Linked DNA regions of Homo sapiens: region 2 is linked to region 1. A link is an interaction called in ENCODE POLR2A ChIA-PET data of the cell type or tissue named here. Cell type or tissue: Panc1. All regions are shown on one strand. Each heading gives the region's core, and the rest is flanking DNA. Links, peaks and the distances in the headings are about the cores only.

Region 1 (8,335 bases), core at 2,078-6,077:
GGAATATAAAAGTCAAGATCATTAAAATACCCGAAGAATTTTAGAAGTTGAAATAGTCTGCATAAATTAAACTCACCTGTGCTTGGACTTGTGCCAGTTTTATATATTTATATTACTACATCCAGGGGCAGCAATTTATATTGTTTAGCACAAGACTCTGATTCTTACTGGAAAGACATTCCTTTGGTAGTGGGACTGGAATTTGCATTTTGGTGGATTTGGAAATTCCCAGAGGCAAACTTTTACATTTTTTTTTCTACTGCCTCCCCACAATTTTTACTGTTTTCTTCAACATTGCTATAATTATGTATTTCTATATTTTGTGTGCCTATTTTACTTAAGACTTACCTAAACATAAGCATGAAGAAAGATGATCAACAAAGGAGACTCAAAAAATTTTCTTCTCTCTGTATCTTACCATAATTTAAAAGGGTATTTTTCTTACTAGCTACTTTGACTAAAGCACCCATTTACAGCTATTTAGCAAACCCTTGCTGGTGAGTTTGATTTTTCATTTTAAAAAATCAGTTTACTTTAAAGATTCCCCCCACCCAAAGAGCAGAATCTTCTTTACAATAAGGTTTTCTTTTTATTTTCTTTTTCAAGTGATTTAGTCCAATGAAAATTCTACCTGCAAATATTGTTTCTTTTTTTCCCTCTATTTTGGTATAAATGAGCATATTTAAGAAATTTTGATGAAAAGTCTGGTGAAATGCAGCCTAGTAGTTTAATAGAAGTATTTTATTAAGCAGGGGAAAGAGAGGAAAAGGAGAGGAATTAGGGTAGTAAGTATGTGTATGCCTGTTCTGCTTTTTCAAGTTAATTCCTCCATATGATCTCATTCAAGTTTTCACATCCCAAACTCTTTATCATTCTTTATAATGCACAGAAAGCATAATGCCTGTTATAAGAAGTCAAATTGTACATGAAAACAGTTAACACATTACAGACAGTAGATATAAGAAATCTATAGAATTAAAAATATGAAGAAACATATGCAAGTAATAAGAGTAAGCTAATTGATAACTATTTCTAAGAAGTTGGAAGGTCAATAAGCTTAACATCAAAATATTTCAGAACTTTTTTTGCCTATGTAGAAGGTGTTTCTTTTAACTTATATTGTAAATTATGTGATTATGAATAAAACTATATGATTATGTAAGACTTACATGATCATAACTTTAAATTGTTTGATAATTATATAACTATAAACATATAATTAATGGACTAATCCTATTTCCAATGGGCAGATGGAATTATCTATAGAATATCCGTAGTGATTCAGAACATCCTTCGTCACCCTGAGGTAAAAGTACAGAGCAAGGTGGCAGAATGGGTAAGTGAGCTTGTAACTTTTCTTTTTTAAAAAAATTCTTTAACTTCTGGGAATCTGGAAAAGACTAGTTAACTGAATCCACAGATCATACTGAAACACAGATGGTATTCATTAGAAATATATGAGTAGATATGTAAGTGAGGTGTTGTCCTTATGCATAGGAAGAGAAGTACATTTGAATAAAGGATAAGAACTGAGCCTAATAGACTATCAATGTCTTAAATAAGAAAAGTATCGCACAAATGGAAATAGATTTTGGTGGCAACAGGTATCTGTATTTCATATTAGATCCATGTATTTTCTGCTATATTTTTAAATAGATTATTTTAAAAATTGTTTGAATGTTTGATCAAAACCAGCAAGTATGAAAAGACGCATTATGAAAGTCTTCCACCCATCCTTGCTGCTCATCTGCATGGAACCAACCCAATAACCAACAGCAAATAGGAAATCACTATTAGTTTTCTCCGCTTTTTTCCAGATTTCTTTGTGCACATGAAAGAAAATTAAACTATAGATTCTTATTTTCCTTCTTTTTTACACGAAAAGTAGTATACTTTACATACCGTTCTATACCGTACTTATTTTTATTGTTGCCAGATTTGCAACATTAGAGAACTACATGTTTTTTTTGTTTTGAAAAAACAATGCATAATATTTCATTATGTGGCTGTTCAGTCATTTATTTAGCAGATCTTCTGTTGATGGACAGTTAGGCTGTAATTTATTTAACCAGTATCCTATTGGTAAACATTTTGTAGTTTTCAATTTAAAAAATTTAACATTTTATTTTCTTCTTTTTCTTACAAATACAACACATGGATTTTTTCATTTTCTTCTTCACAATAACAATCTCAATTTTATTTTCCATAGGTTTCTATTTTTTCTATTATTTCATTTCCTACCTACAGCATACTGTGAGACTTTGTACTTCTTTTTATATATAATGCTGTTACAGTTCAAACAATTTTTTTAATTGAGTCACTATACATTCTGAAATAAGAAAAATGGGTTTTCATATATATTTGGTGTTTGATAAACGTGTCTTTGGTAGCAAAAGAAAGTTTACGCATTGAGAGGAAGTGGTAGCTACACACACACACACACACACACACACACACACACACACACACACAGAGACATCTATATATATTTGAAAAATAACTGATAGAAAACAGTCTTCATTTTAAAGGCAGTACTCTTTAAAAAAAAGTTGACCATAGGTAACAATAGTAGGTAATTAACTCTGTTACAAAGTTGGTGAGAAAGGTGAAATCCTCTACTGAAATAAAAGAAAAATACTACGTTTGATTTTTGGGAATGCCACATTGAGATTAGTAACTCATTCAAATACTAGGAGATGTTTAACCTCTCAATGGAGAGAGCAGGCTGCAGAAAGAGTATATTCTTTCTGTGTATCCCATTTTCTTTCCAGAGTTGTTCTTTTTGTTTAAAGTTAGAGTGATTTCAGAAGATAAAATTCTTTATTTTCATTCTCAAATAAGCTACTGTTAGCTTATTTGTGCAAATAATGGGTAATGTTATTAATCTAAATTTAGCATTCACTAGAAAGTTTGTGCTAGATAAGGTATAAGCTTACATTTATATTTACTTCATGCATGGTTTTCAACATAGCTTTATTCTCATCTGCAGCTAAACTTTACTAGACATTTTTGTTTAAAATGCAAGATACCAAAGCAGATACTTGATAACAGAGAAAATATAAATAGTGTACCTGTTTCAAATTATTACTATTTACAATTTTAAAATAATTTAACATTTTTTTTGCCAGGATTCCCTAAAACTTACATTCAGTTTTAGAAATGCTTAAAAGAGAGGCTAAATGTGTGTATGAAACAAGGCCTAAATCACTATTCGGAGATGATATGTAAATAGGAGTCTCTCATGTCAGTGAGGGAATCTCGTTTTGCAGTTGTATGGGAAACTGCATCATAGAAGCTTCTTTATATTGGAGGAATCCATTGCTTCATTAAAAACTCTTATGCTGAGACCATAAAGACTGCTAAATAACCACATAATAAATACATAGTTCCAATAGTATTGAACTTATTTTATTTTTTTAATTTATATTGTTAATTTATAATTTTTCTTATTACTAATATTGTGAGATGGTAATTACTAGAAAAATGTTTAGTGTATCTTAGTGTTGTTAAATGAAGAATAGAGAAGATATTTATTGCAAATCTTCTTTAATATGAGGGCTAGAGAGGAAATGATAGTTTTCCAAACAGACAGACTTGGGTTCCAATCTGGCATCTGCTACTGCTTACTTGGGTGATCTTGGGCAAACCATTTCTTATCTGTGAAAGCTCAGTTTCTTTATATATAAGACTATGGGGTGTGTGGGGATAATACCTATTTCATTGGTTGTTGTGAGGATTGAAAGGAATAACATTTATCAAATTCTTGGTATACAGTGATCCATTAACTGTTACAATGATCCATTAACTGTTCACTCCTCCAACTCTTCAGGATTTTCCCAGGGTCTTATCTCAGTAACAACTTATGTTTTAGGTAGAAACTTGAATTAGATATTTTTTAAAGGTATTAGCAAAACTCAGCCTTTTCCATTGTGTTTTCCAGCTCAATTCAACCTTCCAAAATTGGAACTACACGGTTTATGTCGTTAATATCAGGTAAGACAGAATAAATTATTTGATAAATTAAAAGTAGTGTCTAATTTAATGCTACTATTTGTCTCTCTGATTGTACCAAAATATACATACAAATACACACACATAGCTACTATATACATAATCTTTCTAAAACAACTGTGTATTAGTTCATTGCACAAAAAACCTCCATGCTGCAGCGATGGTTTTAAACTGTTTTGATCATGCATTACAGTTAATTTGTATTTGTTTTAAATCATGTTATAATGTGTCAAAAATTAAAATCGGATAATTAAATATAAATAGAAGTTGTTAGTTTCTTCTCACACCCTGGTGGATCACCTAGAGCACCCCCTGGTTGTGTGTACCCATTTCAAGACCACTTTTTTTTCCAGATCTAATTTCGTACATCGACAGTCTGTCTGATTGCAACCTAACTTTTCGAAATTATCCTTCACTGTATTTATATTTAAATCCTCCACTATCTTCAGCAATTTGTATTGTCCATATATCCTCCTGTGTACCTTGTTTTCATAGTTCTATACCTGAACTAGTTTTCTAAAGTGTATGTCATGACCCCTAAACATATATTCTGTGAAGATAAGAGATTTAATAACACAGAACAGGTGTCAAATTGTCATATAAGTTCAGGAAGTACGTTATTGTACAAACTGAAGCAGATTTTTTTATCAGAACGTCTCAGTTTCTTTAGTGTAATAATATGAATTGTGAATCTTCAAAACAGAGCAAAAGCACACAGTTGCCTAGCTTTCTGAAAGAAGCTAGAACCTCAGGACACACATTTGAAAATATTGGCTTAGAATTCCCATTCTGTCTCTTTATTTCAGGTCCCCAAATTTTATTGTTGATGATGTAGTTGGTGAGGTGGATTAATGAATATATGTATTTGTGTTTTTAGTTTTCACCTGAGTGCTGGAGAGGACAAGATTAAAGTCAAGAGAAGCCTTGAGGATGAGCCAAGGTAACAGGACAAAGTATTGTAAAGAGTATAACATTCTTTCTCTTGCTCACTACTTTATCTGGTAGAGAAATGAAAACAATTAGATAGGAAAGAAAAACTTAATCACATAGCACAGTTATTTCTTTAGCACTGCTGTACACTACTTTTTTCTTGTAGTTAAAACTGTAATGTAACAGACTGGGTAGTAATGTATATCCAATGAAAAATAATTGAGAAATAGGGCATTTAAAATGGATGGATTATTATTTTTAGTATTTCCAGTTTATTTATCATAACCCATTGCCTCTTACTTGAAATTGCAAAGGTACCTTCAAAGAAAATAGCTTTAAATAAAGTGTTTATATATGATAACATCTAATAATATGGATAATAGATGCCTAAATGTTTTCAGCATTTAAAGCTATTAGTTAATTTTCTGAAGTCTCCCTTTTAATATTTATATCAGGATCATGCCTTAATCATGCAGGTAATTTAATGGATATGTCCAGCATATATGACCAGTTGGCATGTAAGGACCAAATGTTCAGAGTACTGTAAAACAAACAAAAAAACCCTAAATTTCCAAATGGAATAAATTTAGTTGTATTTAGGTTATTCAGGTCATGTATTGCATCTCTGTAGATTTTTTTTTTTTTTTTTTTGAGACAGAGTCTCACTTTGTCACCCGGGCTGGAGTGCAGTGGTGTGACCATCACTCACTGCAGCCTTGAACTCCTAGGCTCAAATGATCCTCCTGCCTTAGCCTCCTGAGTAGCTGGGGCTACACACATGTGCTAGCATACCTGGCTAATTTTTAAAATACTATTTTTGTAGAGACTGGGTCTTGCTATGTTGCTCAGGCTCATCTCAAACTCCTGGCCTCAAGTAAACCTCCTGTCTCAGCCCCCCCCAGAGTGCTGGGATTACATGTACAGGCGTGAGATGTCATATCTGGCCTCCATACAATTTTTTAAAAATTTGTTGTGAAGCAAAAGTTTCTATAAGTCTTGCTGGATCTCAATAGACTGAATTAAATCTTATGGATATACAGCCCTGATGACGGAGCTTGCTTCTTTTCAGGTGATATCTTCTTACTATGAAAAGATAAAATTTCATATGAGAATTGACCAGAGAGCTTTTTTTTTCTTTTCAACACTAGAAAAACAAATGTTTTGAAAGTTATATTGAAAGATGTCATTTTTGTATACATAGTAAATGGACTGGATTGAGCCATGTGATTAGGGAAACTTGTTTTTATTTTCTGGTATTATAATTTTTTCTTTATGATATGAAAACACAGTAGTATATTTCAGTACTGTATTCTTGAAGGTGACAGAACTCTTCTCCACTATTTAACCAAATAATTTTTTTCAATCCTTTCTGTTAGGTCATATTGCATCTTCAGTAATGGATCCAGCAGCAATCAGGATCCCTTTGCTGGACACTTTGTGTAGCAACTGGGACAGCCCTGGGTTTGGTAGATATAGCCAATGGTATACCTTCTTCAGGCAGTCAGCGTCCGCTTTTTAGTGTACTTACTGTGGTTCTTCTACTACCTGGTGATACTAAAATCAGCCATCGTTAGTACATGTCAGCACCTCAGAAACTCTTCTTGAAGGACATTTAAATTCATGGGATTTCAGTTTCCTGGTCTTCAAAGCAATGAGTAATTTTACAGAAAATTATAGGGAGAATGAACTGAGACAGTGTATATAGCAAAATCCACATATTTAGGGGCTTTTTGGTATGAACTCTTGCCATTATTTAATATTTATGTTTATAGCCTTTCTTGTCTCTTTTTTCTATTCTCTATGGCTCTTACCCTCATTGGTGAGGCTTTATAGTCTCAGTTTTTGTCAAAACCACAGTCTACTACTTTTACATACATTGTTTTTTAAAAAAACTTTTCCTTTCAATTTGATTGTATCACTTAACACAGACCATAGCTTCAGATAATGCTGTCATACTCTATTGCCTAGACAGACAGGAAACCAAAGCCACAGAGAGGTTTTTTTCAAATAAAGAATGGCTGATGGTAACAACAGATAGAATGTAACTTTGTAGAACCATAAAATAGTTTCAGTTTTCAGGATGAGAGAGGAAAACACACAGATAAGACCTGTGAAAATGTATGGCTATTCCTGACTTGTTGGGTTTGGGTATTCAATATCACCCACAATACTTTGGGCTAATTATGTTCTCAGTATTCAAGACAAGTAAAAGGTCACATTCCCAGCTGTAAGTTCTCACCAACTGGAGTGGCGAAGCTTGTCTTTAAACAATGACTTAATCCAGGGATACTTTTTCATGGGCCATTTTAAAAATTGTTAAGCTATCATAGTCACATCTATGTTCACAGCTATCATTATATTCATTATGTTTGCCTCATCCTGAAATATGGCTTGTATGCGAATGGTAAGCAGTAGATCATTTTAGAGAGAGCTTTTCAGAGTTAATTATGAGAAGAGTAGAGCACCTATTCCTTGAAATTAGCACAGATATTTAGGAAAGAAAACTTGAGCTATTCTTTAATTTCACCTAGCCTTGAATAGCAAATATTTCACATATTCCTTCTTATTTTTTAACACCACAAATAAATTACTACTATAATACTTATTAATATTCATAGTTTCATAAATAAAATGTCACTGCCTCTCCACTAGACATTCCATAACTAGTTTAAAAACAATACTACCACTTTGTCTTTGGCGTGAAGACAGTAACTGATCTCAATAATATAACGTCTTATCTTATTCATTTCTCCTCTGAATATGAAGAAGAAACAATTTTTTTGTGAATCCAGAGCTTTCACATATAAGCAAAAGAAATTCTCCTCTACCTGACAAAATAATGTTACTTACTTTTACCTCAGTGTTAAATTAATAGTTTTGATTTCTGCTTTTGACTATAGCTGTGATTGTAGTGGAACAGAAAATTATATTACTTTAAATTGTAGAACCAAAAGTTTTTAACAGGGCTTTGGGGATACATTTCTTTGCTTCCCATAGAGGTATTTCCTTTTTAAAGACCTTCAAAGTCAACCATTCTATAACCTTCTTAAGTAATATGCTGACCAATCACAGAGTCGATTTTAAGTATTTATTTTGTGAAACTTTTTACCATAAAAAGTATTTGCAAATGCCTCATGGAGATAGAAAATCATTTGTTGCTATTCTGAAGAAATTATATCACATTCATGAATAGTAACACTTTTATAGTGTTAGTAAATATAAATAGTTAATTTCTAATAGTTAGAAATGGTAATTTCAAAAGATAAATGGTCAGTTGAAATCATAGTTTTATTAAAAAAAATTAATTTGGGGCCACAAAGAAAAAATGTAGAATTAACCACAGGAATGCTGTTTTCTTGTGTTTATGCTTTAAATGACTATATAATGTATTACT
Region 2 (4,000 bases), core at 1-4,000, 230 kb before region 1:
TCATTCATGTGTTTGTCTATTCAGAAAATGTTTATCAAGGGCCAACCACTGTCCTAGATGCCAGGGATACATCAGCAAACCAAATAGACTAATATCCCTGTCATCATGGAGTGTAAATTCTAGTTAGGGTACAGACAGGTTAAATACATAGAAGATTCCCTTTGGTGGGGGAACGTTATATCTCTACTTCATACAGTATAAAGAATTGTTACAAGTCAATTTGTTTAAAAGCAAACCAATTTGACAGAAGATTATTTTATTTTGATAGCTATCCTTAATTCATAAAGGAGAATATGGAGCTATTCAGTAAATATCTAACAGTTTTTTAGTGGTTAGGAAAATATAAAATCAAACAGAGTGTTTTTAGTCTTCAGATTGATAGGAATGTAAGTTTAATAAGTTTTTTGTGAGTTTAGGCAAAATGAGTGCTTGTATATGTTGCGGATACAATGGTGTATTGATACTTTTGTTTTGGGGGGCAGCGTAACCGTAGGTCTCAAAATGAAACAGGCACAGAGACTATGACCCAAGAATCTCACCTCTTGGTTCCCCTGGGAACTCTCTTGCATTATGCCTAAGGAGGTATTTTGCAATTCAGGAGTTTTACTATCAATCTTCATTCAAAAACTTCGTTGCATTTTGTTGTTGCATTTGTGCACAACAGTTGTAATGAAAATTTGAGAGCTACCTAAATGTGCTTTTGTTAGCATGATGCATTCATGCTGTAGAACATTAGCACTGACACAGATCTCTAGGACATATTGTTGAATGTAAGGGGTAAATTACAGACATTGTATGTAAACATCAGTGGTAACAGCAGTTACCACTAGAACTGTTCACAGTTCTTATCACTGGGAAAGCTACTGAAATTGTGGTGACAGCTATTTAGGTTTAGCCTTATCTCAGTTGTTTTTATTAACTTTTTAAAGAGAAGGTATATTTATTCAAAGAGAGAGTATATGTAAAATTACTATAGCAATTCTTTCTATAAACCTCAGTTCAAGTCTCATTTCCCACTATCCCAGCCCATTTTGAATATTTTGTCAGTATCACTTATTTGGCACTTGGCAGGTGCTCTTGTACATATGGTTGTTTGCTGTGTGCTCTGTCTTACCAATTAAATTATAGGTGCCTTTGACAGCTTAGGACATACCTAGTCCTCTTTTTTTTTTTTTTTAACATAATACCAAAAGAGAAGGCCTTATTTGATAAAAAAATTTATCATGAATGTCTTGCATTCTTTGGATAATATTTTTGTGCTTTTTAGGTTTATAACTTCCATAGTAAATCAGTTTTATTTCTAAATTTACTTGAATTTTTAATTATTTATTAGCAATTATATTTTAAACACTCATAAACATGGATGTTTAAAAATGAAATTGTTCAAATTATCTTACTTTTCTTTCTAGGTCGTTTATACGCAATGCAGACTGGAATGAAGATCGATAGTAAAACTCCTGAATGTCGCAAATTTTTATCAAAGTTAATGGATCAGTTAGAAGCTGTAAGTTAACCACTGATCATTTATTTTCTGGTTATGGTTAAAATACCATTTTATTCATTTGCGTGTCTGTGTTGTCATTTTAGTTCTTTCCCTTGGCAACAATCAAACAAAGCCATTATACCTGAGGAAAAACTAGTAATAATTTATTTTCATTTATTTGCTGTATACTTCCAGAGAGGTTATGAGTGTTAATTAAAGTATGTTCAAGTATCTTTGCATATGCCATCATATCTTGTTCCACATTATTATAGATGGCCTTTGGCTCCTCCTTTTATAGGTGAAAAACCCCTCCTTTTTTTTTTTTTAAGTTGAGACAGGGTCTCACTCTGTCACCCAGGCTGGAGTGCATTGCAGTGGCGTGATCTCTCGGCTTGCTGCAACCCCCACCTCCCAGGTTCAAGCAATTCTCTTACATCAGCCTCCCACGTAGCTAGGACTACAGGCACACGCTAAACGCGCCCGGCTAGTTTTTTTGTATATTTTGGTAGAGATGGAGTTTGACCATGTTGGCCAGGCCTGTCTGAAACTCCTGACCTCAAGTTATACACTCACCTCAGCCTCCCAAAGTGCTGGGATTACAGGCATGAGCCACCATGCCCAGCCGTGAAAAACCCTTTCTAACCTTCCCTTGCAGTCACGTGGATGATTAATTTGGGAATCTTAATATTTCTTATAATAATGAAATAATGGGCTGTGTATTTAGTGAAAGGAACAATGAAGGAAATGATGCCAATTACTTATCCTTTCTTCCTCCCTCTCTGGGGTCCCAGGGCAAGATATTCTTATGGTTTAGGCATCCTTCCCTCCTAGCAGGAATGTCGTAGGTGACTAATTAGTCACCTTCTTGAACCTAATATAACGTCACAGATCACTGTAGAGGTACTTTTGGAGAAGTGCCTATTGGATTGGATGTCAGTGCATAAAGAAGGCAGTGCCAACCTTAGTAGTCACACTTAGTAATGAGGACTCTGTCCTGTAACTCCTGGACCCAGCCATACCTGGTTTCTCTTTTAACAAAGTCAGGGTACACTCATTAATTCATCTCCTCCAAGACTGTTACATTAATAGTCGTGACTTACTTTTTATTTGCTTATTTAGATATCCAACCTCAGGAGAATTAGAAACCTATTCTATCAGTTGTATTATTTTGCTTAGAGAAAATTTAGACAAATAAAAACCAAAATGAAAACACACTAGTCAGCCCAGAGCTTTTTATTGTTTTCATTGTTTTTATGTATTGTTAGGAGGTTATGATTCAAACAAGACTTATGCGAAGACAGAACTTCCTACCTAGTTGTATAAAGCAGCCATGGGCAGTAGTGTTCTCTCTCACTTGGTGTGGCTGTCTGGCTTACTGACTCCTGTCGTCTGCTACTGTTAACTACCCAAAATCAGCCTCATGGCAGCACTGAGGAAATTCAGCTGTTCTGGAGCCTATCTGGCCTTGCATTTCTACAGCTGCTTCTATGGATACAAGATAAATTTGAGTACTCTCTTTCTAGGGAATGGGTTGGGGTAGAAGGGAGAATGTTTCTCACACATAGCAGTATATTTGTAAAATCCAACTCTAGCATTTTGTATAGTATAATGTCTCTTTATTAACTTCACTGTATAGCAGTAGTAGCTCAGATAATAGTTCTTGGGTAAGACAAAATTCAAACGTTTTCTGAAGTGTAAAATCACATTTATAAAGGGACTCATCAGGAATTTATCACTATCTGCATTAAATGACAGGTAAGATAAATGTATTCCATGGTAAGGGCACACTGTGGTGTTTGTATTACAGTTTTAAAACTTCAAGTATATTATGTTTTTGCTGTCAGGTATTTTCTGATGAAGATGAGATGAAGTGGCCTACTCTCACTAAAATTGTTCTACAATGAAATCTGCCTTTACAAATGATTTTGCAGTTTGGATACACAAATTACTGTTATCTGTGGGGATTTTTTTTTTCTTTTTTCTGTTCTTGTTCAGGATAAACATAGATAAAATTTCCTTAAATTTCAGCATTAAATCTTTTCTGGACCATAAGTTATTCTGTTTAATTATGAAAGTATTTACTTTGCTGATTTTATGAAAAATCCTGGGGCTTCTTTTAATTTAATTTTTTACTTTATAACATCTTTGAAAAAAGCAGTTTTTAATTAACTAGTTTGATGCTCAGATCTGATACTCCAGAGAGTTATTTTATTCCTGTATTGTAGTCTGAGTAAAAATTAGGAACTTTTTTTAAATGCTTTAAATTATTGTGTCTATAGAAAAGGGCTAAAAATTTACAGATAGAAGTTGCATTGATTGCAGGTATATATTTGTCTAATTTTTAAAAGCTTCCATAATTTGATTCTGAGTTTGTCATCTTATACCTTACTTTGAATTAGATCTTTTTTGTTTTTCACACTATGTGCTCTGAGAGATATCATTATTATTATTATTATTATTATTATTATTATTATTATTATTTTGAGACAGAGTCTCGCTCATTCGCCCAGGCTGGAG

The links. ChIA-PET counts read pairs that join two places held together with the same protein. Peaks named below come from ENCODE experiments on the same cell type or tissue, not always from the same donor. Only the 100,000 strongest peaks of a DNase experiment are listed, where the experiment ranks them.
Region 2: POLR2A ChIA-PET joins it to region 1 with 8 read pairs; 4 of 35 experiments call an interaction of 5 or more read pairs at or near these places.

Annotation. Positions count from the first base shown.
Region 1 is chr6:142,389,008-142,397,342 of GRCh38, forward strand. It overlaps ADGRG6 (adhesion G protein-coupled receptor G6), which reads left to right. Exons shown (of 25, transcript NM_198569.3): 7 at 1,251-1,336; 8 at 3,941-3,993; 9 at 4,889-4,951. Among named protein-coding and RNA genes, the nearest start is that of ADGRG6, 91 kb to the left of the region's middle. In Panc1, for the core only: no CTCF peak of the experiment used is centred there; no DNase peak of the experiment used is centred there; H3K27ac peaks cover 2,645 bases.
Region 2 is chr6:142,164,819-142,168,818 of GRCh38, forward strand. VTA1 (vesicle trafficking 1) reads left to right here. Exons shown (of 8, transcript NM_016485.5): 2 at 1,410-1,504. Among named protein-coding and RNA genes, the nearest start is that of VTA1, 20 kb to the left of the region's middle. In Panc1, for the core only: no CTCF peak of the experiment used is centred there; no DNase peak of the experiment used is centred there; H3K27ac peaks cover 1,650 bases.